2 separate regions of the Homo sapiens genome follow, and region 2 is linked to region 1. A link is a loop called in an ENCODE intact Hi-C map of the cell type or tissue named here. Cell type or tissue: GM12878. All regions are shown on one strand. Links, peaks and the distances in the headings refer to the core of each region. The heading gives the core; the rest is flanking DNA. Region 1 overlaps MYH11 (myosin heavy chain 11). Region 2 overlaps ABCC1 (ATP binding cassette subfamily C member 1 (ABCC1 blood group)).

The links. Hi-C counts contacts between places; a loop is a spot of excess contacts. Peaks named below come from ENCODE experiments on the same cell type or tissue, not always from the same donor. Only the 100,000 strongest peaks of a DNase experiment are listed, where the experiment ranks them.
Region 2: a loop joins it to region 1, with 6 times the contacts of the local background. A loop is called at or near these places in 2 of 110 quality-filtered maps.

What each region holds. Positions count from the first base shown.
Region 1 is chr16:15,764,658-15,767,459 of GRCh38, reverse strand. The region is part of intron 9 of MYH11 (myosin heavy chain 11); the gene reads left to right. Among named protein-coding and RNA genes, the nearest start is that of MYH11, 91 kb to the left of the region's middle. RefSeq lists a silencer at 1,254-1,548. In GM12878, for the core only: a CTCF peak has its summit at 1,412 (motif pointing left); a DNase peak (open chromatin) is centred at 1,329.
Region 2 is chr16:16,024,169-16,026,970 of GRCh38, reverse strand. All of the region lies in intron 5 of ABCC1 (ATP binding cassette subfamily C member 1 (ABCC1 blood group)), which reads right to left. Among named protein-coding and RNA genes, the nearest start is that of ABCC1, 76 kb to the right of the region's middle. In GM12878, for the core only: no CTCF peak of the experiment used is centred there; a DNase peak (open chromatin) is centred at 1,615; H3K27ac peaks cover 1,469 bases.

The DNA of each region.
Region 1 (2,802 bases), core at 109-2,608:
CATTCACAGGTTCCAGGTGGACATATTTTAGAAAGACCAACATTCAACCTAATATAGGTGGCTTCCACTCTTTATCACCTACTAGGCCAGGCCCTTGCTCAGCATCTTACAAGACCTAAACTTCACGAAGCAGGTACTACTGTTACCATCTCCGTTTTGCAGATAGGGAAACTGAGGCTCATGGGACTTATTGAGACTCATGTAGAGTCTCTATCCTCTATTCATCCATGATTCATCCATCAATCCATCCTCTATCATCCATCTATCCTCTACTCATCCTTCCATCACCCATCCATCCATCACCCATCCGTCCATCCATCTACCCACCCATCCATCCATGAACCCATCCTCTATACATTTATACATTCATCCATCCATTCACCCTCCATCTGCCATCCATCCATCTCCCTCCCTCCCCATGTGTATCTGGACCCGGAACTAGGATTTGGAAATTCAGAGATAATGAGATTTATAAGAAGCAAAGCTGGGATTTGAACTCAGGACTCTCTAACTGCAGAGCGCGTGCTTTGCACCAGCACACCAGGATGCTGCCAGCCGTCACCACCCTTGCTGTGTTGTGTCTCCTCACTGGTTTACTTCTTTGCTGTCTGCTAATTCTGCCCCAAGGTTCATCTCTTATGGCCTGGGAGTGGTGGCATTCTTTTGTCATTTCTGGAATTACATTTAACTATACCAGAAAGTGCAAACCAATGGTTCCTGAGCCCACAGGAGAGATCGGCCACTACAACCTTCAAAATTTTTAGAAATTGGTTCCTAAAGTTTAAATATGGGTAGGCCGGGCACTGTGGCCTATAATCCCAACCCTATGGGAGGCCAAGGCACATGGATCACTTGAAGTCAGGAGTTTGAGACCAGCCTGGCCAACATGGTGAAACTCCGTCTCTACTAAAAATAGAAAAATTAGCCGGGTGTGGTGGCACACGCCTGTAATCCCAGCTACTCTGGAGGCTGAGGCAGGAGAATTCCCCTGAACCTGGGAAGCGCAGAGGTTGCAGTGAGCCGAGATTGCACCAATGCACTCCAACCTGGGTGACAGCAAGACTCAGTCTCACACACACACACACACACACACACACACACACACACACACACACCAAAAAACATGGGTACACTTCACATAAAAACTCTGGGTTTCCATTATCTAGAAAAATCAGAAGTTCCAGCAACACTTGGCTTATATCCCCTGTGGCAATGACGGAGTAGCTGCTGGCCCCTTCAGATGGGTTTGTGGCCTCCTTGGGTCCCCACAGTCCTCATTAGTTGGCTTTGTTCATTTAGACCAGTGGTTCTCTGCCAGAGGTGAGTTTGCCTCCCAGGGGACATTGAGTAGTATCTGGTGACATTTGTGGTTGTCACAACTCTGTCAGGGTAACCACCACTGACATCTAGTGGTTAGAGGCCAGGGATGCTACTAAACTTCCCATGATACCCAGGACAGCTCCCCACAATAGAGAATTATCTGGCCCCCAATTTCTGCAGTGACAAGATTGAGAAACCCTGAGTTGGCCGGCTCGCCTGGGCTGTGCAGGCATTTCAGGAATCTTTAGTTTAAATTGACACTTTTAAAACTGTGAGTGCAACTCTTCATAGTTTACAAAGACTCTTTCATAGATGTTATGGTTAAAAGGAAGTGTGTTTCCAAGCCCTGTCAACAGCAGCTTCATTCATTTTGGGGAGAAGGCTTTCTACCATAGTAAGTGGGAGCAAATGGATGGGTGGTCAGCAGCTGGGTCCTTTTGCTGAGCTGGGCCAGGGACCCCATGGCGTGAGAATAGCTGTTGTGAAGGGCCTTGTAATGTCTGGTTTGGCCTGAGGAACCAGAGAAGTCTGGGATCTCTAGGCTTTGTTCCTGGAACATAGTGACTGATTTGAAGCCAGAACTCTGGGTGATTTGTACCTGAGTTAAGCTAAGCCAAGAATTTGCATTAATCATCATCCATCCATTCATCCATCTACCATCCATCCATCATCTGTCCATCCATCCATTCATCCATCCATCATCCATCCATCAATGCTGTATCCATTCCTCCATCAATTCTCCATCCATCTATCCATCGTCTATCCATCAATCCTCTGTCCATTCCATCTATCCATCTATCCTCTATCCATCCATCCATCATCCGTCTATCCTCTATCCATGAATTATTCATCCATCAATCCATCCTCTATTCATCCATCTATCCTCTACTCATCCGTCCATCATTCACCCATTCATCTACCCACCCATCCATCCATCCGTCCATTCATCCATGAACCCATCCTCTATCCATTTATTCATTCATCCATCCATCCACCTTCCACCTACCATCCATCCATCTCTCTCCCTCCCTCCCATGTGTATCAGGACCTTGGAATAGGCTTTGGAAATTCAAAGATGATTAGGGCAGGCCCTCCACTCTCCAGAAACTCATGGTCTTATGGGGATTTCAGACATAGAAACTATTTTAACAGTAACATGGCCTGAGTATGGAGTCAGAAAGGTTCCAAGTATTCTGGGAACACAGCGTTTTTGTTTGGAGACACCTGGACAACAAGTGGAAACAAATGTATATCTTCTTCATCCCAACATGGGCATCTGTTACACCCAGAAGAGTATGTAAGAAGCACAGGGTTTTTATTTCAAAAATCCTTTTATTGACATATGATTTACATGGAGAAAATTGTGTATGCCATAGCGTGCAGTGCAAAGAATTATTATAAACTGAACACGTCTGTGTAACTAGAATCCATTTTAAATAAGACAATGCCACCAGCCCCATGGAAGCTCCCACATGCACCTTC
Region 2 (2,802 bases), core at 133-2,632, 260 kb before region 1:
CAACAAGGACATTGACAGACAGAACACTGCACAGTTTTTTGTTTTTTGTGTTTTGAGACTGAGTCTCACTCTGTCGCCCAGGCTGGAGTGCAGTGGCCCGATCTCGGCTCACTGCAACCTCCACCTCCCAGGTTCAAGCAATTCTCCTGCCTCAGCCTCCTGAGTAGCTGGGATTATAGGCATCTGCCACCACACCTGGCTAATTTTTGGATTTTTTGATAGAGATGGGGTTTCACCATGTTGGCTAGGCTGGTCTCGAACTCCTGACCTCAACTGATCCGCCTATCTCGGCCTCACAAAGCGCTGGGATTACAGGCATGACCCACCGCGCCCAGCAATTGCCATTTCTAATTTGCACACTCAAAGAGCTTTGTCAAATTCTTCTCCTCAGGCCGCCTCTCTTCTATGGATCTAAACACAGATTTTCAGATTATCTCAAGTGACCGATAGGGAGGCCAACACAGGGTCCCCCCTTCACTGGCAAAAAAAAAAAAAAAAAAAAAAAGGAAATAGCCTTTTTTTTTTTTTTTTTTTTTTTGAGACGGTTTCACTCTCATCGCCCAGGCTGCAGCGCAATGGTGCGTTCTCAGCTCACTGCAGCCTCCGCTTCCCAAATTGAAACAGTTCTCCTGCCTCATCCTGCCACATAGCGGGGATTACATGGTGCACACCACCATGCCTGGCTAATTTTTGCATTTGTAGTACAGACGGGGGTTTTATCATGTTGGCCAGGCTGGTCTCAAACTCCTGACCTCAAGCGATCCACCCACCTCGGCCTCCCAAAGTGCTGGGATTACAGGCATGAGCCACTGCACCCGGCCTGGAAACAGCCTCTATCTGACGTGGAAGGCCTTACTTGACAACAAAGACAACTAACTTCTGAAGTAGGTCAAGGATTGACAATAAAAAAGGAGGAAAAAAAATCATGGGGCACTGGATTGTAATCCAGGGAGCATGTCATTTAACCCAAACCAAGGAGAATCTTTTGACATCACACACTAGGTACAAAAGACAGAGCCACCTCCAGGGGGTTTCCCAGCCTCAGACACTGAAATACAGTAACTCCTGTCCCAGATAGCATGAAAGCAGCTTGTGAACTGGTCCCTCTTTCATTTGAAATGAAAACAATTCAGAGAAGTCCTGGCTGAAGGCAGAGGGAGGAAAAGCCTGATTCATCCAAACAGAGTGATGTGTTCTTTGGCATCCACCATATTGACATCTACGTTTGGTACCAGATGAGCTGGCCAGAAACCCTGTGGTTTGAACCAATTAGGTACGGCAGCCCCAGGCACTGATTCTTGGAGCGCAGGGTAGTTTAAGGACCTTGTCTGGGTCTTTCAGCATGTTGACCTGTTTGTCAGAAACACTCTCAGCTTTTAGTTCTAACGGGTTTTCTGCTGGTTACCTCCGCTCTGCACTGCCAAAGTGCCCCCCACAACCCCTGCACCCAGCAGGAGGCAATGCGTGCAGCAGCAATAATGTTTAGAGCAGTGATCCTCAAACGCAGCTCTGTCACCAGCATCGGTGGCACCTGGGAACTTGTTGGGAACCGCAGATGCTCGGGCCCCACCCAGACCTACTGCATCAGAAACTGTGTGGGTGGGGACCAGCAATCTGTGTTTCAAGCGTGAGAACCCAGTGGGAGGGTTCCTGACACATCACCACTCTGACCCTCAGTGTCTTCATCTGTCAAGTGGGGAGACTGATCATCCTGCCCTACTGTGAGGACTAAATAAATAATACAGTGCACCCAGCTGTTATCCTTATTATTAGACGGAGCCTAAATGTCCAGCAGTAAGAGATTTGCCAGTATAACGTAAACACTGGTGATTTGTTTGCCCTGTTGCTTACCAACTGTGCAAAATGCCTCCCTGCCCAGGACCTCCGTTTCCTCTACTGGAGCACACCCCAGAATCTTTGCCCATGCCCTTTGCCCATCAACTTGTCTGTTTTCTTTGTTTTTTTGTTTCAAGAGATGGGGTCTCACTATGTTGACCAGATTGGTCTCAAGAAATCTTCCCCCCTAAGCCTCCCAAAATGCCAAGACTACAGGTGTGAGCCACGCACCTGGCCCTTTTTCTGGTTTTTGATGCTGTAGTGGGCACAGGGGAATATCCTGGCTCAGCCTCCCTCTCTACCTGCCTGGGTGCCTGCAAAGGCTTTTTAAGTGCCACCGACCTCACCCCCATGTCCAATGTATCCTCTTCCTTTGAGCCTGAGGATCTTCCACAACCTGTCCAACCTGAGTGTGTCATTCCACTGGTGAAAAACCTTTCCTCAGCTCCCACCACAGTAGGGTTAAAATTCCAAGTCCTGGCTGGATGTGGTGGTTCACCCATCCCTGTAATCCTAGCATTTTGGGAGGCCAAGGCAGGGCATCACTTGAGCTCAGGAGTTCAAGACCAGCCTGAGTAACATACAGAAACCCCATCTCTACCAAAAACAGAAAAAGTTACTTGGGCGTGGTGGCACGCAACTATGGTCCCAGCTACTTGCGAGGCTGAGGTGGGAGGATCGCTTGAGCCCCGGAGGTGGAGGGCACGGTGAGCTGAGATGGCACCACCGCACTCCAACCTTGGTGACAGAGTGAAACTCCATCTCAAAACAAACAAACAAACAAAAAATTCCAAGTCCTTATTGTGACACATAATTGCACCCTTGATCTCTGATGCTGACTCTTGCCTCTCTTTTCGCTTACATCCTAGCCCTTCCAATCTAGCCAAGCAGAATTCTTTTTTTCTTTCTTTCTTTTGAGACAGAGTCTTGCTCTGTCGCCCAGACTGGAGTACAGTGGCGCGATCT